7 separate regions of the Mus musculus genome follow, and regions 1, 2, 3, 4, 6 and 7 are each linked to region 5. The links are chromatin loops, found by intact Hi-C in ENCODE. Cell type or tissue: heart. All regions are shown on one strand. Links, peaks and the distances in the headings refer to the core of each region. The heading gives the core; the rest is flanking DNA. Region 1 overlaps Gm15270 (predicted gene 15270). Region 2 overlaps Gm15270 (predicted gene 15270). Region 3 overlaps Gm15270 (predicted gene 15270). Region 4 has its middle 89 kb from the start of Moxd1. Region 5 overlaps Gm15270 (predicted gene 15270). Region 6 overlaps Gm15270 (predicted gene 15270). Region 7 overlaps Gm15270 (predicted gene 15270).

The links. A loop is a pair of places that touch in the nucleus more often than their neighbours do. Peaks named below come from ENCODE experiments on the same cell type or tissue, not always from the same donor. Only the 100,000 strongest peaks of a DNase experiment are listed, where the experiment ranks them.
Region 1: it touches region 5 in a loop (7-fold over the local background); 11 of 42 quality-filtered maps call a loop at or near these places.
Region 2: a loop joins it to region 5, with 2.0 times the contacts of the local background. A loop is called at or near these places in 3 of 42 quality-filtered maps.
Region 3: it touches region 5 in a loop (5-fold over the local background); 12 of 42 quality-filtered maps call a loop at or near these places.
Region 4: a loop joins it to region 5, with 2.0 times the contacts of the local background. A loop is called at or near these places in 2 of 42 quality-filtered maps.
Region 6: a loop joins it to region 5, with 2.0 times the contacts of the local background. A loop is called at or near these places in 5 of 42 quality-filtered maps.
Region 7: it touches region 5 in a loop (2.4-fold over the local background); 5 of 42 quality-filtered maps call a loop at or near these places.

What each region holds. Positions count from the first base shown.
Region 1 is chr10:24,408,438-24,412,800 of GRCm38, reverse strand. The region is part of intron 3 of Gm15270 (predicted gene 15270); the gene reads left to right. Among named protein-coding and RNA genes, the nearest start is that of Gm40615, 50 kb to the left of the region's middle. In heart, for the core only: a CTCF peak has its summit at 2,641 (motif pointing left); no DNase peak of the experiment used is centred there.
Region 2 is chr10:24,330,549-24,334,911 of GRCm38, reverse strand. It overlaps Gm15270 (predicted gene 15270), which reads left to right. Exons shown (of 5, transcript NR_163910.1): 5 at 2,894-3,224. Among named protein-coding and RNA genes, the nearest start is that of Moxd1, 110 kb to the right of the region's middle. In heart, for the core only: a CTCF peak has its summit at 1,937 (motif pointing left); no DNase peak of the experiment used is centred there.
Region 3 is chr10:24,380,017-24,384,379 of GRCm38, reverse strand. Gm15270 (predicted gene 15270) reads left to right here. Exons shown (of 5, transcript NR_163910.1): 4 at 719-923. Among named protein-coding and RNA genes, the nearest start is that of Gm40615, 79 kb to the left of the region's middle. In heart, for the core only: a CTCF peak has its summit at 2,288 (motif pointing left); no DNase peak of the experiment used is centred there.
Region 4 is chr10:24,310,595-24,314,957 of GRCm38, reverse strand. No RefSeq gene overlaps it. Among named protein-coding and RNA genes, the nearest start is that of Moxd1, 89 kb to the right of the region's middle. In heart, for the core only: CTCF peaks have their summits at 2,400 (motif pointing right) and 2,607; a DNase peak (open chromatin) is centred at 2,677.
Region 5 is chr10:24,589,294-24,593,656 of GRCm38, reverse strand. All of the region lies in intron 1 of Gm15270 (predicted gene 15270), which reads left to right. Among named protein-coding and RNA genes, the nearest start is that of Ccn2, 4.0 kb to the left of the region's middle. In heart, for the core only: a CTCF peak has its summit at 2,324 (motif pointing right); DNase peaks (open chromatin) are centred at 1,696 and 2,316; H3K27ac peaks cover 1,474 bases.
Region 6 is chr10:24,492,014-24,496,376 of GRCm38, reverse strand. All of the region lies in intron 3 of Gm15270 (predicted gene 15270), which reads left to right. Among named protein-coding and RNA genes, the nearest start is that of Gm40615, 33 kb to the right of the region's middle. In heart, for the core only: no CTCF peak of the experiment used is centred there; DNase peaks (open chromatin) are centred at 2,266 and 2,816; H3K27ac peaks cover 967 bases.
Region 7 is chr10:24,481,892-24,486,254 of GRCm38, reverse strand. The region is part of intron 3 of Gm15270 (predicted gene 15270); the gene reads left to right. Among named protein-coding and RNA genes, the nearest start is that of Gm40615, 23 kb to the right of the region's middle. In heart, for the core only: a CTCF peak has its summit at 2,473; no DNase peak of the experiment used is centred there; H3K27ac peaks cover 694 bases.

The sequences.
Region 1 (4,363 bases), core at 218-4,217, 180 kb after region 5:
AATAACTGTTAGACCCATAGTGATGAGGACAATTGTACAGGTAAACGTAATGACTACTAGTCAAAATGTCTAATACCTCAAGTTGCTCTCATAGCATGTACAAATATACCTTGACAGAAATCTTTTCTTCCTTAGTTAATCAGATGTCAAAACCAGAAAAGTTCACTCCAGAGTCTGGCTTTAGGAAAACCCAGCCATGATTCTCCTTTCTTGTATACCTAACCATACCAGAGCACACTAGGGGTTCCAAGTGTGGTCAGTGAAAGTGGTGTGGATGTGCTTGGGTTTCTCTTTGTCAGTGTGGCCAGAGAGCTTGGGTGGTTCACTTAGAAGGACGCTCTAGTGGAAATCCTCTATCCTATAGTTTACATGTAGCAACTAGAAATTTATTAAACTTCATGAAACCAGTTGGAACAAGAAACTGAAGGCAGAATGCCTAGAACGTTGCTTTGTGACTACAGAGAGGTTGTTATGGCTTTGAAGACCCGGGTGTAATGATTTCTCAATTGTTCACTGTAGTAATAAAAGGTCTCTTGAGCTGTTCACGGATAAGACTATTGCTAAATCTCTCAATCTTAAAGCCAGGATTCAGTAGCAGTCAAATTACAAAATTAGGTTTATGTTGTGGATATCCCTGGGGCTAATTATATTTGATGTTAATTCCATTCTCCTGTGAGGGGCTGTGAACAAGGAATGAGTCAGCACTCAGGTGATTTCCTGTAAACCTGCTTCCCACCTTAGTTTATAAATAAAGGCTAGAGCTGGAGAGCTGGTGATTGGGTGGATAAAGAGGGGGAGGGAGGGAGAGAGAGAGAGAGAGAGAGAGAGAGAGAGAGAGAGAGAGAGAGAGAGAGAGAGAGAGAGAGAGAGATGATGGAGGAGGAGGAAGAAGGAAAGTGGAGCAGAAGCACCTGGCCTGGAGAAACTGCAAGTTATAAGGGGTCTCTTATATGGGGAAGATGGTAGTGTAGCAGTAGATCTGCCCAATATAGGCGCACAGCATGTATTCATATTAACTGAGTTGTGTTTTTATTGCCTGGGCTTATTTGGGTTGGAGATTTACCACAACAGGTTTACATTCAAAGGATGGCAGAAATAGAAGAGATTTGTTACATAATGAAGCTAGAGCCATGAGTCCCACTATGTGTTTTCTTTGATTGGTAGTTTAGTCCCAGGGAGCTCTGGAGGTACTGTTTAGTTCATATTGTTGTTCCTCCTATGGGGCTGCAGACCCCTTCAGCTCCTTGGGTACTTTCTCTAGCTCCTTCATTGGGGACCCCATGATCCGATGACCTAGTCGGTTATCAATGGGAGGAGAGGCCCTTGGTCCTGTGAAGGTTCTATGCCCCAGTATAGGGGAATGCCAGGGCCAGGAAGCGGGAGTGGGTAGGTTGGTGAGCAGGGGGACTGGGAGGGGATAGGGGGTTTTCAGAGGGGAAACCAGGAAAGGGGATATTATATTTGAAATATAAATAAAGAAAAGATCTAATAAAAAAATGAAAGAAAAAAGAAAAAGAAGAAGAGATTTGTTTTCCAGCTCTCATTTTAGGATGGTAAAAATAAGAATGAAAAGTTGAAAAAATATATTTGAATCCAGTAAATTAGATTCAAGCTGTATGTGATGCACAGGGCTCAGCCCAATCATTCCAGGCCTTAAGCGAGCAGCACATCCTGGTGCCCCACACTGCCATCTCAGCCATCACGACTTACTACACAGAATCTCCTCAACAACATGTGGGTAGTGCTATCTATGCTTCTGCTACATCTGCTGCATGGAGAGAGAAAAGGAGGAAGCGTGGACTGCAAGCTGTAGCTCAAGATGAAGATGGACAGAACTCACTATGAACTCTCTATGAGAGGTGGGGGGGGTCTCTCTTGTGGCAGCACAACGAATTTCTTTTTGTTTAGAAAAAAATGATCTGCGTCACAAATCCATGAAGTGACCAAGAGTTAGGCAAGAGGTAGATGGAAAGATTAAGGGCCAGAAGTTCTGAGGTCATGGAATGAGGATGGAAAAAAATGGGATGAAGATGTCTGTGTTTCATGTTAATGTCTAAGGAAGAACACCAACTCTGGGACAGTCACTAAACAAGAAGTCTTTTAGAGTAGACAAGTTGAGCAGTCAGTGTCAGCCATCCTCTGACATCAGAGACTCCAGTGTTTGAATGGGCACATGAACAGAGTAACCATGTGTGAGGATGGAGGGTTTGCAGGGGCCCAACCACACAAACTTCCATTTACTGAGGCTGGTACAATTTCTATTACTGTCACACACCCAGGATGGCAACAGAATCTGACACTGAACTCCAAATACAGCATCATTCCTTCAAGACACCAACCAGCCACCTGGTAGCAAACTGAGAGCATTGGTCTTCCTCCGTCCTGTAAGAGGCAGCGATTGACTTTTAATTAAATTTGAACCGGCAAATATCCCAGACATGGATTTACTTTTCCTGACTTAAGAGCCTCAGATTATACAATTGTCCATGGAATTAAAAATAGCCCATGCCACCAGCACAGGAGTCAAAGAATTGGATCAGAATAAGGCAAAGTGTTAGGGGGCATTCCAGAACCCTAGATACCTACCCTCCTGACATGGTCCATGTCCTTACACCATGGGAGAATGCTACTGACATCTAGTGGCTAGATGCCAGGGTTGTGAGTAAGCATCTTCCAACACTGAACCATTCCTAATAAGAATGGCCCCAAGCGTCAGTATCTCACTGTTCTAAAACTGTAAACTATAAGGAACTTCTCTGCTGTCTACAAGTTCACAGTAATTTTTACCCACACAAACAATTCCCAAGGGTTTCCTATTCTCCAAAACCTTGTCAACATTTGTCTCCCGACTTCTGGATAATGTCTGTCATAACAGGTGTCAGATAAGATGCCATTATGGTTTCAATTTGCAAATCCCCAATGATTAATGGTCATGAACAGCTTCTCATCCCTCTGTTGGCCATTTGTACATATCTCTTCAAAAAATGTTCATTTTGGTCCTTTACTTACTGAAAACATATTTGTTTTGAGTTGTTTGTATATTAGTTATAAAATTCATAAACATTTTCTTTTATGTGATAGGTTGGTTCTTCATCCAGTTGACTATATCCTCACTTTATAGGGACAGTGTCACTGGCCCGATGGCATCCTACAATAAACTCAAATAGTCACCAGCTAATGGAGGCACAGGGGGAATATAAGCTTGATAATGCTGCTGGCTGTGCTACTTTCCCTGTGGCTGTCACTAAATGCCTGACAAGAAGCAAGTTTAGGGAGGATTTATTTTGGCTCAGTTTTATGATGGGGAAGGTATGGTACCCGAGTTTCTGTCCATGGTGGGGATACATGCCAGTGGACAAAACAGTAAGAACTTAGGTTGGTTTAAAGCTACCGTTCCACGATCTTCTCATCTTCTTCATGTCTGTTAAGAGGTCTACCTTCTTTCTCATGGCTGGTAATAACTCATATGCCTCTTCTTCTTGGTTCACGTGTGTTCTCTCCAGCTTTAGTTTCCAGCAGCTTAATATAATGTGCCTGGTGTTCCCCTCTGTACTTTCTTTATATTTGGTTCTAGCCTTTTAATGGTGAGCAGACAAAGCTCTGACATGTTCAAGTTGTATTTCTTTGAGTAATTTTTTCTACTTACACCCTCTTCTTTTTCTAATACCTCTGTTGCACACAAATGCTGGCTCATTTACTATGTATTATTCAATGATTCACTGTCACAGAATTTTAATCTTCTATTTTTAGTAGTGATATCAAAGTACAAAATAGTGGATTTCCTTATGGTATTTTTATACATTTTATATGTTGTTTTTATCTGCTTTGTAAGTTTGATGACAAATTTACACACCAATGAATTAATAATAAGCAAATGCAATAATAACAAAAGTGAATTATTTTCTGGAAGAATTCATATGAAAGGCTTTCATGGAAACAGGAATATTTAAATTAGGCCTGAACTTTGGAAAGAATAATCAAAAATTCTAGGCAGGGGCTTTTGCCTAGGTACAGTGGGAGGCAGTGGTAAGCACCGTAAAATGAAAACTCGTGTATACACTGTGGATTCCCTGGAAGAGCAGAGTCATGTGGAGAAGTGTGAGGTTGGTTCTCTAGACATCACAGACTTTTGAAGAGAGAAGAAACATTGTACGGTTTTTGAAAGACAGCTCTAGTTACCATTAGGATTTGGAGAATTGTAGGTTTGGGGTGCTGCTCTTGCTGACATGATCGGAAGGTAAGAGTTTTACTGGTGAAGTGTGAATCCGTGAGCACCAGGAAGAGGGGATGAAAGTTAGCAGGTCCGAAAGCCACTGTGCTGCATTGCTTAAAATGCTTACACCAGTGCTGTGCACTAGAAACT
Region 2 (4,363 bases), core at 78-4,077, 260 kb after region 5:
ACTCTCAGCTCTTTCTCCAGCGCCATGTCTGTCTGGAGGCTGCCCTGCTTTATACCATGATAGTGAACTAAACCTCTGAAACTGTAAGCCAGCCCCCATTAAATGTTTGCCTTCATAAGAGCTGCTTTGGGCATATTCTCTTTACACCAATAGAAACCCTAACTAAGATACTCCCAACCATAAGATTATTTTGTTGCTACTTAATACCTGTAATATAGTACTGTTATGCATAATATATAATATCCGAGCTTTCGGATGGTCTTTGGGGGTCACAACCCAAAGATTGAGGACCACTGCTTTAAAGCCTTGATTTGGGTCTATTTTGTTGCTCACTCTACTTGGTTTTTCCTTTCCGATTTAGAATAGTATCACAAATCCATAAAATTTTCAAATGGACAGCCCCCAAAGATGAAGTGCTAAAGAAATGAGCTGGTCTCATTTTTTTTTTCAGAACAATTGCTTTTGTTTAGAGCACATATTATGAACACATATTCAGAACACATATTATGTTATACTTGAGAGAATGACTTGGGTCCTGTCAACTGGTCTTACTTTTTACAAATCCTCCCTCAGCCACTGAAAAGCTATATAATTTTAGACAACTTGTGTGTGCCATGTTTGTTTTAGCCATAAAGTGCAGGTAACATAAGACAACTCATGGAGCCACTGGAAAGACTAAGCACCATGCATAGCACTTACTAAAGACTCAATGAAGCTTGGTTTTATCAGTGCTCTCCTCAGAACTCTAGGACCAAGGCTCCTCTCCTTGAAATGGAGCCACTACCTCTGCTGAATACTTACAATCGTTTCTATTTCTGCTTCCTGTCAAGGCCTCTTCTAAAAGCAATCCATAGTCTCTTTAAACTATCAGGGGGAACATCATCTCCTCTTCCTTGGGTGTGGAAGGACTTGCAAGCTCAGTCATGGGGCTACTGACTCATCTCCATAGAGAACAGCAGCTCTGTAGAGAGAAGATCTGTAGGCTCAGCCCCCATTAGGAACAAGAAAGCAACTTTGAGTCGAGAGAGAAGCTTATTAGTGTATCAGGAAGCTTTTTCAGATGCCCATGAGGTAGCTCTAGAAGAACGTGGCTGAGTAATGGCAGCCTGACAGAGAAGAACTTGTCCTAGGGGCGGATAATGTTTACTAGGAAAATAAAGTTTTCTAAGTGCCTTTTTGGACTGCTGAATCTCAGATCTGTAAACCAGTAGAAAAAACAATGTCTCCAAAGAATGTAGCTCTCCCGGTAGGTAGTCACAGCAAGCCTCTCCTTTCATGCCCAGGCCTTTCTCTGGGAAAGGGCAAAGCGGTACCCTGCAGGGGGTTTTCCAGGTTGCTTTCCACCAACACTGGCCAGCTCTGGCAGCCTGTGTTGACAGGCCAGATGGAAAATGTTGAAGCACTGACAGGCATGTTCTTCCAAGCAGCTGAAGCTGGTGGAATATTCTTTTGATATCATTCCACGTTTCCATATTCTCCAGCTGAATAAGGGAAGAATTGGATGTACTGTGCTCAGCAGTGGCAATTAGACTGGATGGATCGCTGAGCATAGACTTTAGGACTTGGTGGTTGCATTCTACACTAGACATGGACTCTTAGTAAACATTTCATGGCTGAGAAAATAGGTACCGAGGTGGGGTGGTGATTTTTCTAAAGAGAAACCCGGTCTCTGAGGCAACTGAAAGAGAAAGCAGGGTTGGTGTAGAGTAAGAGAGATGAGAGACAAGAAGGGGAGCATTTGGAAGAGAGAGGGGACTAAAGTCTGTAAGGAAAGCCATCCCCGGACTTCCCAACTTGCAAACACCCCTACTTCTTGCCCTACTCCTCAGCCATGCTGTCCTGTTCTCTGCCCCCCAACCCCTTCCCGGGGCAGCTTGCCCATTATTCCCCATTAGCTCCTACTGGGTACAGGACAACCAAGCTAAATGGACTCCTCATGCCACCTTGTGGCCATGTATGAGAAACATCATTTTTTTTTGTCTTTTTAATTATTTATTTACATTCCAGTCTGTTGTCCCCCTTCCCACAATTCCTCATCCCATTGCCCCCCCCCCACCCCCCGCCTCTGATAGGGGTTCCCTCCAGACCTTTCCACTTCCCTGGGGCCTCAAGTCTTTCCAGGACTAAGTGCATCTTCCCCCACTGAGGCCACACCAGCAGACCTCTGCTATATAAGTGCCAGGAGTCTCAGACTGGCCCCTGTATGCTCCTAGTTGGTGGTTCAGTCTCTGGGAGCTCCCTGGAGTCCAGGTCTTCTTAAAAGGCTGCTATCTCCCAAGTCTTTATTCCTCATGTAACTACTTCCCTTCAGGTTAAATGATTTTTCCCCATTTTGGGGAGATGGTATTGGGGGTTCAAAGTGGTAATTCCACTTGTGATCGTGATCGCTGAACTTTGTCTTTACTCGTCACCAGGAAGTACGTGAAAAACTGCTTCTTGTTCAGTGGCCTCCCTCCTCATGCAGTACACAGGCATCGCTGTGTACTGTTCGCCCTTCCCTGTACAGGCACTGGGATCTCCCAGAATCTACTCTGCTTCTAGAGACTCAGAGACCTGAAAAGTGCACAGTGAATCTTAGAGGCAAAAGAAAGGATTTGAAGGATCCACAGCACTTAGATCGAGTTCAAGGCTGAAAAGAGATGCAAATAAATAACCAAAGTCATGGAGGGAGTCATGGACAAATAGATTAGTCAACTATAAAGAAAATAGTTTTTTTTTTTTTTTTGGTTTAAAGGGAAATTTCAGTTATTAATGTATACAGTTCTACGTAAGACGAAAAGATGTTGGTAGACCAAGTGTTCTTATCTGTCATCACAGTAGGATGACCACGTGCCCAGCTCTTGCAGACAGTCTGGGAATGGACTGATGAGGGTTACTTTTGGATTTTTTACAGGTCATGGGAATAGATTTCAGCAGATTCTCACCCTAAACCTAAACACCAGTGACATGGGTCCTGAACCTGCATTAGTCCTGAGCTTGTAGCAATTGCACACTTGCTCCTCTAGTGTGCAAAAGAAACTCCTGGGAGAGGCACAGAATGAGATGCTTGGTGAATAGTCGTCTCGTCAGGTCTTCGTTGCAACAGTGCAAGTCTGTGACCATTCTTGGTCACGGATGTCAATGGAAACTCTGTGAATAAAGATCACATCTGATTTTTATCATACTGAGCTAATAGACTTTCCTTCTTGTCATGGTATAAATAAAAATACTGTCTCATTTGGATTCTTACCATCTTTACATGGTTCAATCTGTACTTGAAGGGTATATCATGAGAAAGGCTCACCAGCATCTGGAATGCACATTTCTGCAGCATGTGGTATCCATGGTCCACATCTCTCTTGCTGATCAGAACTGAGGTAGACATGCTGGAACATCTATAGCTGTGTGATGTCAAAGAAGGGATTGCTACAGGCTCAGGCTTGACATGCTTGGAAACATTTCCCAGATTTTTAAAAGCATGATTACTTTTGTAGTCTCCCCTCCCCCAGCCTGAAACCTGCTTGCTCGGGGTGGAGCTTCCTGCTCATTCGTTCTGCCACGCCCACTGCTGGAACCTGAGGAGCCACACACGTGCACCTTTCTACTGGACCAGAGATTATTCGGCGGGAATCGGGTCCCCTCCCCCTTCCTTCATAACTAGTGTCGCAACAATAAAATTTGAGCCTTGATCAGAGTAACTGTCTTGGCTACATTCTTTTCTCTCGCCACCTAGCCCCTCTTCTCTTCCAGGTTTCCAAAATGCCTTTCCAGGCTAGAACCCAGGTTGTGGTCTGCTGGCCGGACACAACAATTGGCGAACCAACGCGGGACTGAGAAACGGCAAAGGATTTTTGGAAGAGACGCTGCTGGTTCGGAGCTCCATAAAATAAAGGATAAGGGAAATTCATACCGGAGAAGGTATGGGCTAAGCTGAGACAGCGTTAAACCCGAGCGCTGGTTCACTTAGGTTCAGCAGTGAGGAGCTGGGTAATAGGCGGTAGGCCGTAGCTCTCCGAAGCTACATGAGGTGTGAGAAAAGAAAGGGTTTATTAAAAGGAATAGGCGGATTGCCCCAGTTAATAAAAAATGCATCATAAGGGAGGAAAATGTCCCAAAAAGCAGAGAGAAATATCTCTCTGGGCCTTATAGCAGGAGTACTCTGTTCCCTTTTGTGTCTTGTCTAATGTCCGGTGCACCAATCTGTTCTCGTGTTCAATTCATGTATGTTCGTGTCCAGTCTGTATGAATGAATGTTCTATGTTTTGTGTTGGATAATAAAGATGGTATAAAAAACTTTATCTGCAAAGCCGAGAGCTGCCACGTGTTTCAGCCAGGAATCAGACACGTGGCGGGAGGGCCCCTGCTGGAAAAACTGTTCGTTTTA
Region 3 (4,363 bases), core at 205-4,204, 210 kb after region 5:
CAGACACCCTGACTGGCCAAGAAGTGGTGTAGCAAGAGTCAGCCTCTTAGTTACTCTGGCTACTGTGTCCTGTCAATTACCCTAAGGGTTTCCATGGCTCCTGTCTCCTCCCCACCCACCTCATCTCTGCCTCCTGCTCTCATTGTTTACCAAGTGCTTCTCTGTTTCTATTTGTTTTCCAACTTTCAAGTTTTTCCCACAGTTTTAGTTAGTGAAAGCTCCCTTCTCTGTTGTTCTAATATGGTTTGGGGTTTAAACTTTTTCTTTCAAACACATATGGCAATAATTAAGAATGTGGACTCTGGTTCCGAGCTGTCTGGGTTGAGTCCTGACTATATTTCCTAACTGTGTACCCCTTGGTTACTGTATTAACTGCTCTGTGCTTCAGTTTCCTTGATCCCATGATGAATATCAGTGGTTCACAGGGTCGTCATGAAGACTGAACATTCTATCCTCTGAATGCTCAGAGCTGCTTCTGCTCACCGTCTCAAACAAGAACCATATTGAATGTTGCAAGTCAAAGACCAGGCCAGAATTCAAAGCATTCTTTCAAATGAAAGCTCTTGCTTTCGTATCATCGTAAAGATACTCACAGAATCTAACCGCGGTTAAGTTGGGGATCATCCATAGTACACTTCTTTGTCTGTTCAAATTGTTATAATAACAAATAAATACTACAAACCCAACAACTTATAAACAACATAAATTTGTTTCCCAGAACCAGGAGCTCATCTTTCAAGTCATTCCAGATCCGAACAAATTGGCAAGTGAGATCAGTCATCACAACATTCAAGCATGAAGAAGGAATATAACAACATTTGAAGCAAATAATGTGGAGAAAAACACAAAAATATGTGTTCAACATAAAGAAAATAACTTAAACTGGAAAACTCAGCTGCACGTCCATAGCATGGATGATGATGGTAAGATTTGCTCTCCTATAATTTCAGAGTCACTGGGATATTGAATCAGGAATGAATCTATTCCGAGACAGTATTTCATGCCTTTTTACATTGTGTGCTGAAAAATTCTTTCTTCCTAAGTGATGAAAACACAGGCCTGGGAGATGGCTCCACACTTAAGAGCAATGGCTGCTCTTGCAGAGGAGCCTGGACTCAGTTCCCAGCACCCACAATCATGCTTAGCTCTAGTCCCAGGGGATCTAACATCGTCCCCTAAATTCCTTAGGTGCCAGGCATCAACATGCTGGGCAGATATACACTCAGGCAAACCCCCATACATTTACAATAAAATGTAAAAAGAAATGTAAAAGGAAGAAGAAAGATTCTTTTAAACAAAGAGGAAAAGAGTTGGTATCCAGTTTAAATGGGATGAAAGGAGGGCATTTTCTACAAATCGCTACGAATCAGGGTAAAGGTTATGGTTATCTCCACAGAGCTGCCCAAAGTCTTCATCCTATTGGATCAATTCTGGTTTCATGATGAAATATTACTTCAAGTGTGGAACATGAATTTCTTAAGTTTTGTAAATACTTGATTTATCTTCTTGCCAAAGAAAGGACTTTCGTGAGATTCAGTGTCCCATGTTCTCTTAGGAATGTAATATGGCTGCAGGGATGGCTTGAAAGGCAAAGCAATTGCAAGCATTAGAACCTGAGTTTAATTCCTAAAACATACATAGAAGGCCATGCATGGTGGCACGCAGGGCTGGAGAAGAAGAGATGGGCTTGCAATACGTGGGACTTGGGAGCCACTGGGTCTAACCAGTAGATGCAGATCAGTGAGACATCTTGTCTCAAAAACCAAGCTGCATGCTATCTGAGGAAAGAGGTTCTAAGTTGTTCTCTAGCCTCTCCAAACATGTATGCATACTGGTGCATAAGCAACTATAGACACATATGTACCCAGACAAGAATGAAATAAGTATGCACAAGCACACACATGCACACACACACACACACACACACACACACATACACACACACACACTCTCTCTTTCAAGAATATGTCAGAAAAACTCCTGACCATCCATAAAAATTACCTTTTATAGTATCTCAATGAAACAAACAAAATCTGCTAATTGTGAATTTACTGAAAACGATTACACATTGTGTTGTTGAAAATTCTTTGAACACATGAACACATGCACATCCCTCAAGGCTCAGCTTCTGGCCTGGAGGTCAATAAAAGCGATTATAAAAACAGTGCTGTAATTCTGAAAGCCCGGCCCTTCCTTAACTTAAATCCTGTTGCAGGGTTCTTTGCTTCTGGAGAAAAGTCTTGGCAGAAGACAGGGGCCCGGGTGGCCACCTAGTGGTCAGGGTGGAGTACTATAGCTATGACGGTGAAATAAAACTGTGTGCTTTATTTCCCTAAGTGTATTAAACATGCCATTGTCTATCAAAACTTGACAAATAGATAATCATATGTACATATATATGCATATATATTGAAATAGATTCATCAGTTTGAATGCAATTCCAAAATTCCATGAAGCTTTCTCTTCTACAGGATGGCCAGAATTGCTTAACATGCAATTTCATAGCTGTTCAGGTGTCTCTTTCATGGTTTTTGTTTGTTTGGTTAGTTTTTGTTTGTTTTGAGAAAGGGTTTCTCTATGTAGTCCTGGCTGTTCTGAAACTTGGTTTGTAGACCAGGATGACCTCAAGTTCTCAGAGATCCACCTGCATTTGCCTCCTGTGTGCTGGGATTAATGGTGTGTGCCAGCAACCCCGCCCCCAGCTTTGTTCATGGTTTATAAGGAAAGATACATTGAATATTGGCCTTGTTATGTGAGTAAGCACTTCATTTGAACAACTACAAGTAAAAGAACATTGAGCATTAAAGGCTCATGATAGAGGGGGCCTAGCAAAGGAGACCATACCTGTTTGAATTAAAATACCACTCACCAATTGGGTTAACTAATTAATTAGTAAATTATCAACTGGATTAATTAATTACTAGTTAAATTATCAACTGGATTAATTCACTTACTAAGTGAATTAATTAATAATTATCTGTGAGATTAATTTTAATTGATATTTTTATGATATTGTTGTGGGGTATTCGCCAGGGAAAAGTGCTTGGACATAGGTTTAAGCCAATAGACAGTCTTTATTAGTCAGTAGGCAACCACACTGGATGCTCAGGATCCCAGTGTAGCCATGAGCCTTTTTCAGGGTGAGCTTTTAAGCATAGAAAACATGTTCTGGCAGACATACTTCAGTTAACAAGAACAGTTAGCTAGAGCAGAACTGCAGAAACCAGAAATCAAGATTAGTACCTTTTGAGCCTTTCCCAGAACTATGGACTTGGATGAATTGGGCCTTTGTTTTAGTTTTGGCAGGTGGTACTGCTTACGTGCAGAGTTTTACAGCCTGAATGGTACTTTGTCACAGTGTCAGTACGGTCTCAGGGCCTACTGAGATCTGGCTTTATTAATATATCTGGTATTTTCTTTGTAAAATGGGCTAGTTTTGATAAGGACTTCTTTCTTCCTTTCTCCACCCCCTCTTTTCTTGTTTGTTATGTTTGCTATAAGACTACAAATCACATTCTTGTCAGTGTTGTCAGCATCACCTCTCCATTTGGAAGATGTCCGAATCTGCAAGTTTTATGGGTTGCTTGCATTTCTTTTCATCTTCAAAGCTGCCTAGATGATCCCCTCCCCACTTGTGTCTTAGGAAGATGAGTCTGCACATTGACTGTAAAAGTACAAAGCCCCTCCCCTGCTTTCTGCATTCATCTCCTGAACTTTCACATTCTCCAAACTATTTGTGTGTGAGCATCTGCGATCCTGTGATATGTCTATGCTCTGATAGGGCAGCCTAGGCATAAAACACAGCCTGCTGTCAACTCCCACTAAACAGTTCTCATTCTGATGTAGGGCAGAAGAAAAATTTCAGTGACTAAACAAAACATTAAAATTTACCAAAAAAGGACAGCTTCAACCCTAAAATTTGTGAATGAAGTAGATGTCACTGCAGATTGGAAGGGATGGAAGAAAGAATGAGAAATGTAGGTTAGAGCCACTCAGACTAGCTGAACACCAGCAGCTGGGTTCTTCTGCCAGAAGAACAGGCAGAAGAAACCACACAGACCTTTCCTGCACATGATCTCTAAACTCACCCCAAAGGCCTCTGGCATCCCATTTTTGGTTGAGAAAAGGACATTTTTGTTCAGTTCAGATGCTCAGTTTCACAGGAAACTCAGAACTCGGGGGAGCAAATCTGCCATTCGGACCTCAGGATTTTACAACTTCATGATCAAGCTTTCAAAGATTCATTAAGCAGAAGAAAAATTGTTTCTAATATAAACCATGTGTATGTGTGTATGTGTGTGTCTCTCTGTGTATGTCTATGTGTATGTTTGTATGTCTATGTATGTCTATATATATGTATGTG
Region 4 (4,363 bases), core at 221-4,220, 280 kb after region 5:
ATAGTAATAATCTTGATAATATTAATAAGAAAAAGAGGTTAACTCAGCTCATGATTTTAGAGATCCTGGTGCATGACTGGTTGTGTTGTGTTTTCCTTCACGTGGCGGCTCCTCGGGGTTCAAGAGAGAAAGGTACAGTGGCCAAGCGTGGGTTTGCCTAAGGTGCTCCACAAAGGCCGTGGGGGATTTGAAGCACAGGGTTGGCATGGTAGCGACTCGCCAGTGGGAACCTAGCGAACTGTGTGGAGAGATTGTGGAGTTCAGAGTCAGAATCTCCACAAGATAAAAATAGGTTGCACACCAGTGCATGGTTGGCCAGAATGCTGGGCTAGAGGCAAAAGTGGGGGAACGTGCGGTTCCATCATTTTTTAATATTCCCCGCAACAGGTTACACCATTGCTTTTTGGGTTTAGGGCAAGGCAGTATACTGTGGGAGTGTGAATAGTCCGAAATTGCATACCCTATAGCCAGAAAAGACAAAAAAAAGAGGTCGGGTCTACTTACTCCAAAGGAATTCCTCCTTTCCTCCTCTATGGCAATAGCTCTCACAGGGACCCCGCATCATCTAGGCCAGGCCATCACTGCCTTCCAACGGTGCCACATTGAGAATCAAGTCTTGAACAATGGTCTTTTAGGAACTTTCCTGATCCAAACTATAGTCATATAACCAGCTATTGGGTCTTTTCCCCCTACAGTTTCTAAATAAGAAAAATAATCGTTTTTCTTATTATTTAATCATATTAAACTATTAACACACTAGAAATGCCTTGGTACCGGAACAGCTCATGCTATGGCGGTAAAGTGCAGCTATTCTGAATCACTTCCTATTCCCATTCTTGACAGACAGGCCGACCAGAAAACGAAGTGCAGCCTGTCATCTACAGAGCCACATTCCAGATCCTCGTCTCAGTTTTTACTGACTCCCTGGATCCTTCAGAGCAAGACTCTACCTCCTCAAGAGCAGGACACTGGACCAGAGCATTACAGAGCAGTGTGTGGGGTGGGCACGGCCTAAAGAAGGGGGCGTGGCAGCTTATCATTGCTTGGGAGGTAGTTTTTTTGGTTTTTCGAGACAGGGTTTCTCTGTGTAGCCTTGGCTGTTCTGGAACTCACTTTGTAGACCAGGCCAGCCTTGAACTCAGAAATCCGCCTGCCTCTGCCTCCCGAGTGCTGGGATTAAAGGCGTGCGCCACCACGCCCGGTTTTTGCGCGGTAGTCTTACATCTTCAACCTGATCCTTTGCTTTTAACCTGTGAAAGACCGAACTACTTCTCAAGGAAGAATTAATTATGCTGTACACGCCATTTGGCACCGGGCTAATAACACAATGCTTATTATTGCAATGACTTTTGTGATAGCTAATCGAGAAAATACCCTATAACTGGATTTTATGGAGGTACTTCCTCAGCTGAGGCTCCTTTCTCTGTGATGGATGGTTCTAGCTTGTGTCAACACACAGAGAGTCAGCCAGTACCAAATAACCAAAGAGTAAGTTGAGGAGGATAGCGGTTACACTTCCACAGTGCTGCTCATCACCAAAGGGCAGGAACATGGAGGCAGGAGCCAAATCAGAGGTCATGGAGGGATGCTGCTTACTGGCTTTCTCGGCCTGCTTTCGTATAGAACCCAGGACTGCTTTCCCAGGGGCGACAACACTCACAGTGGGTTGAGTCATCCCCCATAAATTGCTAACTAAGAAAATGACTTACAAGCTTGCCTGCAGCCCAAATTTACCGAGGCATTTTTTAAATCGAAGTGTCCTCCTCTCAGATGACTTTAGCTTGTGTCAAGTGTCACAAAACTAGTCACTACAGGTTTGCACAAAATTTCTTTCAAGAAGTGTATAAAATGACGTTTATCTTTTGTCTTATGACAGAATAACGGGAAGTTTAAAATTTCAGTTAAACCATGCATGGGGGTATATGCCTATAATCATGTCACTGAGGGCTTGGACACAGAGGATCAAGGCCAGTCTTGGCTACTTTGCTAGTTTGATGAGATAGATAGAAATATAGATATATAGACAGATAATAGATAGGTACAGATAGTCAGATAGATGATAGATTATAGATGGTACGTAGATATTAGAGAGATAGCTGAGAGATAAATATATAGATATATAGAGATGATAGGTAGATAGATAGCTAGTAGACAGACAGACAGGAGCTTAAGGCAGCTGGTCATACTACATTCTAATTTGTCGTGAAACTTCTCAAATCCTTTCTTGTGTTTTAAAGATGTACAGTACATTATCTGAAATCTCCCTATTTTTGCAATAGCGCACCAGAAACTCTTGCTTCTTCCTCTCTTCTTCCTACAACCCTTTAATCAGGTCTTCCCTTTCTAAAGTTGGGATTGATTCCACAAATTTATCTTTCTGTCTGAAAAGTAACATATGAACCACAAGAGGGCGCTGTGCTCATCGTTTACTCAAAAACAAACCTAAATTCTCACTAGCTTAGAGCCATTCTGGATTGTTCCAGAAAGTTTCAAGTGTTTGAAAAAAAAAAAAAACAACAAAAAACGAAACAGAGCAAAACAAACAGAAAACAAACTTCTTATGCCTGTATCTTGTACTGAGATGTTTTTGAAACTGGAGAATTCGTTTTGAGCTAGCTCAGGAGTTCTAACAGCAAGAATGTGAACGTGAAGCTCGGGCAACAGAATCATTTTTCGTCTGTGCCACACGATGGCGCCTGTTCCACAATTACAGCTGCATTGCAGCAAAGAGCCAGAGCTCTCTCTTCCCTAGCCTGCCTCCAAACTCTCAGTTTGAAAACAGAATACTTCTTTTCTTTTCTTCTCTTCTCTTCTCTTCTCTTCTCTTCTCTTCTCTTCTCTTCTCTTCTCTTCTCTTCTCTTCTCTTCTCTTCTCTTCTCTTCTCTTTCCTTTTCTTTTATTTCCTTTCCTTTCCTTTTCTTTTCTTTTCTTCTCTTTTCTTTTCTTTTTTTCCTCTTCTCTTCTTTTCTTTTTTAAAAATGCTTTTAGTCTCAGGGTTTCTTTTCTTTTTCATTTAATTTTTTTTTATTACGTATTTAACTCAATTACATTTCCAATGCTATCCCAAAAGTCCCCCATACCCTCCCCCCCACTTCCCTACCCACCCACTCCCACTTTTTGGCCCGGCGTTCCCCTGTACTGGGGCATATAAAGTTTGCTTGTCCAATGGGCCTCGCTTTCCAGTGATGGCCGACTAAGACATCTTTTGATACATATGCAGCTAGAGTCAAGAGCTCTGGGGTACTGGTTAGTTCATAATGTTGTTGCACCTACAGGGTTGCAGATCTCTTTAGCTCCTTGGATACTTTCTCTAGCTCCTCCATTGGGGGCCCTGTGATCCATCCAATAGCTGACTGTGAGCATCCACTTATGTGTTTGCTAGGCCCGGGCCTAGTCTCACAAGAGACAGCTATATCAGGGTCCTTTCAGCAAACTCTTGCTAGTGTATGTCTCTAGATGGTCCATCATTTTGTCTCAGCTCCAAACTTTGTCTCTGTAACTCCTTCCATGGGTGTTCTGTTCCCAATTCTAAGACGGGGCAAAGTGTTCACACTTTGGTCTTCATTCTTCTTCAGTTTCATGTGTTTTGCAAATTGTATCTTATATCTCAGGTATACTAAGTTTCTGGGCTAATATCCATTTATCAGTGAGTACATATCATTTGAGTTCTTTTGTGATTGTGTTACCTCACTCAGGATGATGCCCTCCAGGTCCAACCATTTGCCTAGGAATTTCATAAGTTCATTCCTTTTAATAGCTGAGTAGTACTCCAATGTGTAAATGTACCACATTTTCTGTATCCATTCCTCTGTTGAGGGGCATCTGGGTTCTTTCCAGCTTCTGGCTATTATAAATAAGGCTGCTTTGAACATAGTGGAGCATGTGTCCTTCTTACCAGTTGGAACATCTTCTGTATATATGCCCAGAAGAGGTATTGCGGGATCCTCCGGTAGTACTATGTCCAATTTTCTGAGGAAGTCTCAGGGTTTCTATTGCTGCCACAAAACACCATGACAGAAAAGCAAGTTGTGGAGGAAAGGATTCATTTGGCTTACTCTTCCACATTGCTGTTCATCAGCAAAGAAAATTAGGACAGGAATTCAAGCAGGGCAAAAGCATGGGGTCGGGAGCAGATGGAGAGACCATGGAGGGTGCTGCTTGCTGACTTTCTACTAAGGGCTTGCTCAGTCTGTGTGATGGTTTGTATATCCTTGGACCAGGAAGTGGCACCATCTGGAGGTGTGGCCTTGTTGGAATAGGTGTGACATGGTTGGAATGAGTGTGTCACTGTGGGTGTAGGCATAACATCCTCACCCTAGTTGCCTGGAAGTCAGTCTTCCACTAGCAGCCTTTGGATGAAGA
Region 5 (4,363 bases), core at 137-4,136:
TTCCTCAAAGAGAAGAGGCCCGAGACTTCCTATTTAAAGAAAGAACATGGCAAGTTATGTGAGTAGCCACATGTGTAGTATAGGCAACTTGGCCTTGCACTTTTGCTGTCTTCTTTGATGATATTTTTTTTTTTAAAGTCCAAACTATGTGGGAAGCCACAGTGAAATCTTTCAAGTCTTAAACTCCCAATTATATCTACCAGCAATGGTCAGAAAGGTGGAATGAGTGAGGAAGGGAAGGGAAGGGAAGGGTGAGGCTCATCTGGGGTGGGATGTGGGCTCTGAGGTGAGCTCTCTAGCCTGCAATGTGATGAGGGGAGCCAGGAGAGTTGGAGCAGTCTCTGAAACCACAAGTCCACCTGAGAGCCACCAATGGCTTGCTGTATCCAGGGGGCAGGCTCAGTCACAGGGGTAAGTGGTTGGGCTTTTTATAATTGAGTAACTTGGGCAGTGTTTTTAGAACGGCCATTCATAAAGCTAAGGGAAGTCACAGAGAGAAGCCCGACCGACGCCCACTCAGAACAGGAAGATAAGAAGTCTCGATTTCGTTGCTCTCAGTGAGGATTAACCACCTTTAACTTCTCAGGAAACAGATGCGTTGTGTTTTAACTTTAATTTTCACCTCTCTTCTTCCTTCCCTTGCCTCTCCCTTTCTCCCTTTGCCTTTCCCCCCTTCCACCTTCCATTTAGAGTATATTATCATCCTGCACTACTGTTAAAAAGTGTCAGCATTATAATACTAGGTTTTACTATAAAATTCACACCTCAAATTCTCAGTAACTCCATAGTTAGTTCCAAATGGATGGTTTTTAATAATTAACTAAGAGGAACTAGATTATTGAAATATACAACCAACTCATGAAAATCTCAGAATATTCTGTGCATTTGAAATGTAGCTTGGAGCTTTATAATCAAAACACTTGAAAGGGTGAAGACAGAAGACTACCTCTCCACAAATCATACAGACAAGATGGGACAGAAGGAGAAGGGTGTGTGACAGAGGACATTCAAGACATTCACAGACTGGAAAGTATGTTTTTATTATGATGCAGGTCATTAAGTGCCAGGAAATCCAGAAGGAAAGACTGACACACCAGCCTTGGTTCATGCCATGGGACCTGACTTCTTACATCCTTATAAATGACTCAGCAAATGTTTGTGTGCACCTGGGCAGTAAAACGAACGTAGCAGCTTCTTACAACTTCAGCCAACTCTGCCCTAGCCCAACCTTTTTGATTGACAGCATGGGAGAAACAAATCCTTGAAATTGTATGGAGAAGGAAGTTGTTGTTTTGACTTCTAAACAGGGGTTTACTTAGTGACTTCAAGAGAACATTCTACCCCAACCAACCCTCCCAGTAGATGAGGAATTCACTAAGGTGGCCACTTACGGTATGCATGGGTGAGATGATGTACTCAGCTCTTTTGCTTGAGTCTTGTACAATGTTTTTTGCCCCCCCTCTAAAAAGGTTACTTGATCAGCGATAAGACAGAGAGAGAATCCAGCAGAACAATAGCAAAGTGACCAGACTTGGAGTGTTTGTGTACTTAAGGAAGGAATCTTGCAGATTTTCAGTTTTCAGTTGTAGACATTTTCTTATAAGAGCAAGCAGGAAGTCAGTGCCAGCCCTCAAAGAGGAAATCAAAAGTCTCAGGGAAACATACTGGTGGAACGTGACTCAAAGCCAAAACCCATGTGCGACACATACACTGGGCTGTCAGCATTATAGGAAGTATGACTCTAGCCCTATAAGGGCATCTGGAAACGGGGAGATTTGTCCTAGGATCCTTGGGGAACTGGCTTCCCAGTGTTTCTGGTGTGTCCTAGGTTCAGTCATGTAAATGAATTCCACCCCTCTCCCTCCCAGAAAAGCGGGGCAGGGGGCGTATGCCAGAGTCTTTTTGAAAAATAGTAATAAATATTTTTCTAAAACCCTCAGGGACCGTGGCTTGGTTTCCTGGACCTATTTGCTTCTGATGAAGTTTTAAGGAGTGTGCCCTCTCACAGGGAGTTAGAAGTTGGAAGGAAGCATGGATGTTTGCTATGGAAATTACATTCATTGCTTTCCTGCTTTTTTCTTCTTTTATAATGAATTCTCTAATTTTCTTAGGATATTTTCAGACGCAAAGGTATTGGTCAGAAGGCAATTACTCTGTGTGGTTTGTTTAACATTTGCCTGCTCATTTCCTTGCTTGAACCTGTAGTCTGGGGTAGAGGAGGAGAGGGAGGACACTCTGTCTTAATGAGGTACTCCCTACACATTCTCTCAAGTTAAACTGGGCTAGTCCTCTCCGCTGACTCTAGGCTTGTGCTAACAGCAGGTGGCGATAGAGAGCACAAGTGTTGCTAAGGCCCCAGCCTTCTCTTACAGGTGGCAAGTCAAAAGTATTGCGAATGAGGGAGAATCTGGCCCTGTTTTCCAATTGAATTAAGTGCAATATGAAATGTGATAGGTTATGTAAATCTAGAAGGGAGATACTCATTTATTAAAATGTGTACTTTGGAGGGACTAATCAACAGGTTTAGGAGGAACAAATTGGGATGGAGTGTTTATTCCAAGGAACGGAAGTAAATGAAAGTAGTGGGAGACAGCTGATAACTATACATGAACACACCCCAGAATTTTGGTGAGGTGTGGGATAAATTTAGGCAGAGTCCCATCTGTTCACCCTTGGAAACGTGCCTGTGGTCTGAGCCCTGGACTTGCAATGCTAGGGGTCTCTGGATTAGGTATGTGTCTTATACCCGGCATTTACCAGCCCAGGGGACTATTCCCTTTGTGTGAATGCCTGTGGGGAGTCACAAGTTTAAAGCTGAGCACACTAAATAAGGCTTTCAGAGAAGGTATCTTATCTCCTAGATCAAAGCTATTACCATATGAAAAGAAGAAAACAGCTTTCTGCTTAAACAGGCATATCAGATGCTAAGCAAGGGAAGGGCTGCCTGGTGCTTTGTTTCTTTTGTTATTCAAACACATGATTCAGATTTTATTTGATCAACGTAACTAGAATACTCCTTAAAGCTCCAAGGTGCGTGGACTAGATGTCACACATTCACAAAGCTCTTTACTTGTACTGTTGATTTAGTTTAGTTACGTAGCCCAAGCTGGCTACATAGCCCAGGCTCCTCTGGCTGTAGGGTCCAGAGGTGCTATGGTTATAGGGAAGTCCAACACCTGGCTCTCTACATACAGCCTCTTACTTCAGCTTCACTGTAATCCTAGGAGGTATTATTCTTCCCAGTTTATAGGGATGGGAATTAAGGTGCAAGGATGTTCACATAACGTGACTGTAGCTAGAGGTGGCACAGGAATGTGTGAAGTTGAATTTGGCTTTTCTAAAAACAGTACCCTTGTCTTTGCTTCCAGACTTGCGTTTCGTCTCATTCTATATGCAGTGTCTGCCCTTTAGATAGTTATCTCAGGTTCTCTTAGACTTTTGAAACACACTTCCAGAGAGACATGTAAAACACCTCAGCCACGCTAGCATGATACTCTGTTCCTGATATTATACTCTGATAAACGTGAAGTCAAAAGATAATGGTTACTGGTCTAAATTAGAAGAGAAATTTGGACTTAAAGATATATTTATTTCCATCGTCACCAGTTAAGTTGTGTGGTTGGGATGACATGTTGCTTCTTACCCACAGATGAACCAATGCCCTCAACCAGGACTTAAGATGACTTAAGATGATGGCTGGGTCCCAGAGGCTCACGTCAGGGTGTGCTCTGCTGTGACATCAGCTTTATCCCACGTTGGGAAGGTCCATGCCCAACACTGTGCTGTCTTGTTTAGGCTGAGAATGGGACCAACCACAGACATCGTAAAAAGCTCTTAAAAAACCATTCACTGATAAGCTGCCATTATGAATAAATATGAAAGAGGGCAGCAGGCTACCCACACCAAAGTGATACCCACGGTAACCATGGGCTTGTCGTGAGTGGCCCTCAATAGACAAGCCTTAGGGTGTCGTCATAGATGCTACCAAGTGTATTTTATGAGCCTGTCTTAGTTGAAAATGCACTTTCCTTAAACTAGGTACCCTGAATGCAGAGTTGACTTCGAAGCTTCTGCCCGCTCCCCTTTGGGTGTGGAGTGATTGGCTTTGAACCATGTCTCGGTTCATGTTGTTAATGGAATGATCTCTGCGGTAACTGTGTGTGGCAAGGTTTGAGCGTGTCGTCTAGGAATGGCAGGCTCATAACAAGGGAATTTTCTCAGTGACTCATGCCTGTGTGAGGAAGTTAACAACTGTAGCATTAAATTTCATCTAATCGTGGACTTACTAATGTCTGAACATATCCTACCATGAAGGTCTTTCTTCCATGTAAACAATAAATGCTAATTTTGCCCAAACGGATCT
Region 6 (4,363 bases), core at 136-4,135, 97 kb after region 5:
AGAGGCCCTTGGTCCTGTGAAGGTTCTATGACACAGTATAGGGGAATGCCAGGGCCAGGAAGCAGGAGTGGGTGGGTTGGTGAGCAGTGGGGGAGGAGGAAAGGGGTAGAGGATTTTTGGAGGGGAAACTAGGAAAGGAGATAACATATGAAATGTAAATAACAAAAATATCTAATACAAAATATTTAAATAAAAGAGATGATGTAATTTGAGGAAATTCTCATGTTGTTGCTTAAGGATCTACAAAGTATGTAAATCCAAAGTATGAAGAATTTTTTCTCTTCTTTTTCTACTTTTTCATTATTTTGTAACACATGTGACCTCTTTCTTCTCTTTGCCCTTTCTTAGGAAATAACTTAGTTGTCAAACAAACAAAACTTTACCTAATGGTTAATGGCACACATGTGTACGTGTGTGTGTGAGTGCATGTGTGTGTGAGTGTGTGTGTCTGCCTGCGTGTCTCTGTGTGTGAATATCTGTGTGTGTCAGTGTGTGTGTTTGAGTGTGTGTGGTCTGAGAGCAGATGCAAAAGAAAAAGAATGGGCTTTCCATGTAGAGCCCAGAGACAGGAATAGGGACTATAAATGTAAATTCTAGTCACTGGGGAGCAAGAGACTTAGATGGAAGTGCCATGGGGAGGATCAGCTGTAGAAAAACAAAGGTAGCCCCATGTTTGGTGCTGGAAATTCCCTTTCTCTTTCCCAAGCTTCAGGAGATGAGTCCCCTTTAGGTTTTGGTAATCGTATCATCATGCATGCATTTAATATTCTGTACCTGTTAATTTTATCTTCTTTTTCTACTTTCTCATTATTTTGTAACAGATGTGGCCTCTTCTTTCTCTTTGCCCTTCTTCAGGAAATAACTTGGTAGTTGTCTTAGTCAGGGTTTCTATTCCTGCACAAACGTCATGACCAAGAAGCAGGTAGGGGAGGAAAGGGTTTATTCAGCTTACACTTCCATACTGCTATTCATCACCAAGGAAGTCAGGACTGGAACTCAAGCAGGTCAGAAAGCCGGAGCTGATGCAGAGGCCACGGAGGGATGTTCTTTACTGGCTTGCTTCCCCTGGCCTGCTCAGCCTGCTCTCTTATAGAACCCAAGACTACCAGCCCAGAGATGGTTCCACCCACAAGGAGCCTTTCCCCTTTGATCACTAATTGAGAAAATGCCTTACAGTTGGATCTCATGGAGGCATTTCCTCAACTGAAGCTCCTTTCTCTGTGATAACTCCAGCTGTGTCAAGTTGACACAAAACTAGCCAGTACAGTAGTCAAACAAACAAAAGATAACCTAATGGTTAATGGCTCACGTGGATTCTGTGTAGACTTCTAACAACACTCTAATGGGTGCAGGAATAAAAGCTCACTGCTCAGCATGGGCAGCGTGCTTCCTTTCTGTGGTCCTCATTCTCTTATCCAGTCTTCCTAGATGCTTTCTTTTCCTTAGGCCACAGCAAGCCATGCTGCATAGGAACCATCACTGACTGGCTTCAAAAATGGCTCTCTCTACCTCTCAATTCTGTATTCCCTTTAATATTATTTAAAGCACACTATTTAGCCCTGTCTTGGTTGTGTGTGCCTTGCATGCCCTTTAAAAAATACCTGCTTTCCCAACATGTTAAGTTTTTTATCATACTCTCGTGTATTTCTGAGTTTTATTGTATGCTTCTATAGTAGCTTAGCTATATATGTACTACACACATCTAAATCAATCGACTTATAAATGCTGAGGGAGCAGGTTTGACCCCTGATCTGTGTTAGAGCTTCCCTAGAAGTTCTGGCTCACAGAATAAGGAATAGGCTAGCAGCTCCATTGACTTGCATGCTTCGTACTCTATTTCTAAGCTCAGTACCAGAGGCGCAGCACGTGCTTGAATAATGTCAACTACTATTATTCATTCAATGACAGGATATATTATATTCTATAGCATATTATGGGCATTATTAAATTACTGTCTGCCTTTAAAAAATTATGGTGGGCTAGGAGTGAAGAAGGTTAGAGAAACGTATTATTAATAATGATGCCCTCTTCTGCATCACTGATGAACATATTTCCATTGGTTGTAAAGAGGACCCTCTACAGCAACTGTTATCTATCCTGTTGAGTGCAGAAGTGTTCCACACCATACCGAAAAGGCTCACTGCATTGATAGAAGCTTTGAGATAATTCTGCTCAAGGCCTTTGGAAAACTGCCAGAGCCTTCTGAGGTCATTGCAGGCCTCTTGTCTTCCTCTGCTATGCACCGAGGCAGGAAATGTTTTCTCCGTCTGAAGGGAGCAGCGTGAGGGGCCTGTGAGGAATGCACACAGGGCAACATGCTATCTGCTCTCTCCAGCTGTTTACCATGATCTTTTTCATTTTTCATGGGGACATCTAGTTCTTTTGGATGCTAACTCCGGTTTTACACATAAGACAAAACAAATACTTCCCGTTGGCCTTCAGAGGGCAACTTCACTGAAGGCTTAGCTTTTATGTCCTTCAGAAGAGGAAGAAACAAGATTTGAAGGAGTACTTCCACTTCTCAGACTATCCCATAATCAGCTGATAACGCTATAAAAACAAAAACAAAAGCAAAACAATTTCAAAAAATGTTATTTTTAAATCTTGAAAACAGTGAAGTCAATCAGCATAACGTTCTCATCTTGCATTGCTTTTTATTTTATGAACACGAGTGGTCTCTGCCCCTAACCAAGGTCATTTGAGAACAATAGTACCTTAGTCATTGACATTTTTGAGGTCCTGTTTTGAAGGGTTTGTTCTGAGCGGCTGTAGTCTGACCTGAGTCACTGTGCTGTGTGCCAGGGAGGCTAAAGACCTGGCCAGTTTCCAGAGGGGCTGCTATTGTAGCAAATCTCCAGGTTAAACATGCAGCTAGCACTGGGCATGCAGGGCTTTTTCTGGGATTTACTCCCTGAACAGAGACAGGTTTTAACCTTTAAACGATCAAGGGCTTAGGTTAAATTTGGGCAGAATTTGTCTGTGACCACCCTGGAGAAAGGAATGAAGATTTAAAGGGAAGGCGGCGATGTAGGCTCAGGTCAAAGTCTCCTTTCCCTAGACATTGTGTGAATCATCTAAGATGCTTGAGTCCTTTGGCGCTTAGGTTTCTTGTGTATTAAATGTAATAACTGTGTTGTTAGGAGGATGAAAAGAACTGAGATATATTATGTGGTCTGCTCTAGATGGCCTATTTCCTTTCTCACCTCCTTTGTTTGAAAATTTATCAATAAATCCTCTAGCTAAACCACAGACAGACTTCCCCCTATCTGAAAGAAATGCATGTCATTGATATTTTTGATACTTTTTTTTTTTTAAGAAATAGCAGCAAGAACTGTACTACACGCTGATCAGAAAATAGTTCTTTTCTGCTATCCTGGTGTTACAGGGAACACTCCTGTAGAGAGACAAGCAGAAAACACATTTGAGGAAGGTAGAGCCAAGAGTTTATAGTTTTGTCATCAGCCAGGCTGGGTGACAGTAGGTTTAGTTACCACAGGCTTATTGAGAGCAATTTTTCATGTTCTAAATCACATTTCTAAGCAATGGTAATTTCTTATTGCTCGGTGTCTGATCTGGTGGGGATCAGATATAGACCTTCCTGGAGGCAGAGTAATTTTTCGTAACTCTTTTTTTTTTTTTTTTTTTTTGAGACAGGGTTTCTCTGTATAGCCCTACCTGTCCTGGAACTCACTTTGTAGACCAGGCTGGCCTCGAACTCAGAAATCCGCCTGCCTCTGCCTCCCGAGTGCTGGGATTAAAGGTGTGAGCTACCATGCCCGGCTCATTTTTCGTAACTCTTGAGTGGTGCACTTTGTAAAACTATGACTGTGCTGTGTAAAACTATGGATGTTAAGATTAAGGGACAAAAACAAATGGAGGTTTGTGGGGAAAGCAAGAGCACAGTGTATGTTGGTTATTTAAACAGGCAGTTCATGGAAGATCTCAAAGTGACCACTTGAAAGCAAGATCAAATATTAGTTATAAAAAAAACCTGTTCCAATGGTAATCAATTATTTTCCTGACTGTTCATAACTATCCTGCAATCTGTTGGAAATGAATTCCCCATGAGTTCTGCATTTTACAAACAGATCTTAACATTTCCAGAACTTACTGATTTGGGATATAAGTGTTTTCTGCACCCACTTGACCGTTTCTCTAAGTGTTAAGACATCTTTGGAAGCCATTCTGTCTGCTTCCAGTTTTCCTCTCACGCCCCAAGAAGGCAGAGCTTCCACAGGTCTCCCTGTACAGGCCATGCTCCTGTTCTGAGACAGGCATGAGTCACAGCTATGACATTTATCCCCTTTCCTTTAAAGTGACTAAAGTATACAAACTCTAGGTCAGACCATTGCAGTTGTGATTG
Region 7 (4,363 bases), core at 246-4,245, 110 kb after region 5:
TATGAATGTTACATCTGAACTGGATTTATTTCTTTTGGGTATTCCTCATGTCTTCCCAAAGTAACATGTTCCCAAATGATCATTTAATATATTATAAGAGAAATAAACATTTTTAAAACTGCATTCTGTGAAATGATATTTATACAAATGCACAAGTTTAACAAGACCCTTGTGGACGTTCAGAGACATTAATTAAAGATCAACACTATGGCATCAGTCTGAGGAGCCATTTTATACCTTGAGGATAAAATTTAAAAACTGAGTTCTGTAAACGGAAAGTACAATTCTTTTCAGACTCCTAAGGCACATGAAGAATGCCAGAGAACCAGAGGTTATACATCCTGCCCCTGGCTAACTTCACAAAACAGCTGTGTGACTATTTCAGTGACCAGAGCAATGGGCTTCTGCTCATGTCCTGGTTCTTGTCAAATTAGGGCAAGCAATGTTATTGTCATTCTCTGGGAACTGGCCACCTTGTTAGTGGTTTATCGAGCAGGCTGAACAATGTGAAGCTTCGTGATGCTTCTGTTTCGTTAAAATGCTTTTCCTGGAGCCTGTCTACAGTTTATGTTGGAAACTGGAGCATGCACCAAAGAGACCCGGGGTTGCCATGGCACCTGTTCAGTACCATTGCCCATTCAGACATCGTGATGTAAATGTTTAAAAGACTAATGTTAATCCTGAAATTTGCAAAAGACCAATTCCACAATTTTGAGCCAAAGCAGAAGCAAGCTTTAATTCAATACTGGCCAGGAAAAACCCTCAGGTTCTCAGGAAGGGGCCATGAGTTATATTTTTAGGCCTTAAGAACACAAAACCCACAGTTCATTTTATATCCCATTAGGCCCAATCAGGGGCAAACATACATCTTGATGTATTTTCTGCTCAACATGTAGATGGAGTATGGAGTCTCACTCTCCTAAAGAAACTTGTTTAGGAGACACGTGACTTGCTGTTTTCCAGGAAGTTCCCATGCCCTTGGGCATGTAGGGTTTACAGTTAACTTTAACTCTTACATTCCCTCTCGAGAACACCAAGAAATGTTCTTGGTATTGCAAAAACATTTACAGTGATCTTCTCAGGGTTAGGTGCTAATTATGTCATAATCTGTGGCTCTTGCAAAAAGTGTAAAATATTTTCAATAGACTATCGTACACAATGTAAAGAAGAAATTATCCCGTTCAGTTTTTCCTTTACCAGATCATGTCTAGTTTTGTCTAAGTTAGGCCAAGTCAGGGGCTTTGTGTGAAGTTTTCAATCCTACACAAAATAATTTTAACAGATAGGAACGTAGAACTTTCTAGGCATAAGGAGTTCTTATGACTATATTGTCTCTGTCAAGCATCACATAAGAGGTGCTACAATATCAGCTCACTCCAGATGAGAGCTTAAATACATAGTGGTAAGGTTCCATCGTGAAGAGCCTGTCATCTAAAGGAGGATAGAGCAGGTTTTGAAGCCAGCTGATTCTTATTGTACTTTCCACCCTTTTTCTGCTGTTCATCATCTGGAAAGAGTCTTGAGGGTTTAACTCTGCTTTGGTAAAAAGTCGAATAAGATATGTACAACAATGAACAGTGAGGGTGACTTCTATTGCACGACATGATTGACCCCATCGGTAAGCTCCACCTGTCCACAGTGCACTGCTTGCTAACGAGATCCTTTCTGTGTGCACAGAGCTCTTTCTCAATTGCTAGCATTTGTATTCCTCTTCACAGCCTTTGGTTTCCACATTCTTGACCCTGCTTTCTAACCTTGCCCTTTTCTGTAAACAGAGGATGCTAGTCTGATTTACTATGGCTGTCGTTAACTCCACTTCAAGTCAGTGAGAATGACTTTTAGTCTGACTCAGTTGTCTGAGCAACATCTTCATTCAGGTCTTTCATTGTATCTCTAGTGGAAGGATTCGAGCTCATTAAAATGCCATCATTTACTAATTATGCTGTAAAGTAGAAGGAAGGTGGGAGGCCCTTGAAATACCTCCTATGTCTTCTTAAATTACTTCATCTAATGAATGGGGAATGGAAAGGGGAGGAGGGAGAGAGAGAGAGAGAGAGAGAGAGAGAGAGGGAGGGAGGCAGAAAGAGACAGACATGTAAACAAACACAGACAGATAGATGAAACCAAGGCTCCCAGAAACCCATTAGTTGTTGTAGATGTTTTTCAGTTCTAGGAACTTCTGTAACAGCTTTTTTCCTCCTTATTAGCACGTAGTTCCAAGACTCGAACAGGTCAGATCACCTGTGCAGCCACACGCCATGACATCTGGATAAACAAATCATGGGGACGCTTTTGTGAATATATGGCTCTTGCCATATCCTGGAGTACTGATGCGTCTTGTATCATCATGATCTCTGATGAAACGATGCTGAAAACAAAACCATCATCCTTATTAAGGAGACATTGCCCACACTTCTGCCAGAGCTGGAGTCACAATCCATTCATATGCTTGCCTCCTACTGGACACAGAAATCATAGAGTTTCTTATCTCTTGGTGTCCTGAGTGTTCAGTTGAGTATTTGGCATGCAGAGAATGCTCAGAGAACATGGACAAACAAAGGACAGAATCACATTGTGTTGAACCAATAACTGTAACCTCTACTGAAACATTTGTAAAATAACCACCCAATATATTATATGAAACACTAGATAATATTATTTTCATATAATATTAGCAGCATCATCCATGCTATTAATAAAGATTAGGTAAAATCTGTACCATTTAATAAAAAAGATTTTTAGAATTAAGGCTCAAGCTTCCGCAATATTTTTAAGATTACCACAAAAAATTTTCAAATAGGCTTTTCTTATTCATGCTTTAATTGGATAGAAGAAAGCATGTGGCCTTCATTATGTAGACTGTGAACTTGTTATCCATTAGACTGTTTGGACGCCACCAATAGCCTATATGTGCTTACACGTCCTAACATATGGTCTCTCTGTAGACATACAGCATCTGTCATCTCACACTGGCCTTTTCTCATTACAGTCCTGTCTCTCCATCTCTTCCCCCATCCATCTCAGTGCTGCATAGCAAGCATCCCACCCTGCCCCCCACATGCTTCAGTCATCCATCACCTTCCCCCCATCACAGACTGTTCCCTGACCACACTCAATTGCCTCCTTATTCTTTATCTCAGGTTTTCCAGTGGAGGTAGTGGGTGGGGATGCCGATACAACTGTAGTCCATTTATTCCTCTGTCTCCATGAATTTCTCCCTAAATATAAATGCTTCAAGGAAAATGATATTGTCAACAATGCTTTGGTATCACCCGAAACACTAAATAAAAAGCCAAGGATATGAACAGGCGCTCAGCACTATGACTCGAGTGCTAGCCAAATAGAGGTGAAGGCTTCAGGTTTCAGATTCCTTTATTGGTTTTTTACACACTGTTTCCTCTTATTTCATGATCTCAAAACTTAAATTCTTACGTTGAGATTCTTTTATGATCCATCAGCAACTTAAAACTGTATTTATCATAGGACATCCAGAATTCTTGAGATTCCACCTTCCTCTCCCAGTGTGTGTGGGGACCTTACCTTCCATTCTGGCCAGGACATGGGTGTTTCTTTTGAAACCATCCCTTGTAGCTTTTCCTTCATGTGAAGGTCAGTCTTTAGCTTGTGACCTTCCCAGTTCTCACAGCTAGGGGCAACTTAAGCCACATGAAATACATAAACAACGGGTGTTCGGAAGACAATCTTCATCACAGAGACTGTTGCCCACAATGCTCTCTGAGAACTGAGAGCTGAGGAGAGCCAAGAAAGAGCTCAGGGTGACTTGTGAGTCTGAAGCAGCAATTTGCCAGGTGCAGAGAGAGGATGTAAAATTGCTGACATCGATTTTTTTTAAAGGCTTAAATTACAGAAGAAAAGGAAATACTACCCAGGAGGGTGGTTTTTAACTGAAGCTAAGATCAAAGCTCATCATTTTCAACTATGAAGTAAGTTGAGCTGCCGGAATTAGTCTAATTATAAGACAATTTTCTAATTTTTGACCACTTTTTACTGGTGCACGCCCCTGTATGCGGTTATGTGATTTGAAAAGCCTGTATCTGCGGCCGAGATCATAATTTCACAACTTCTTCTTAACTTGGTGACATGGGTATTAGCACTGAGACCAATCTGCTTAGCTGTAATACTGTTCAGGACTGACTGGAAAGTCAGTGTAGTCTTGAGACCCCGTGTGCCCTCAAACTGCACCTTCAGATGGGACACATCACAGCAGCCATCTGCCAGGAAAGTACCATCTGGAGGAAATTTAGTTCTCTGATTTAGAATTTTAGAAGAGTCATTATTTAGGTTTGAAATGATCCCTGCCTACCTTTCACAAGAAAACCTATGTCAAAAATATTTCTTTTTT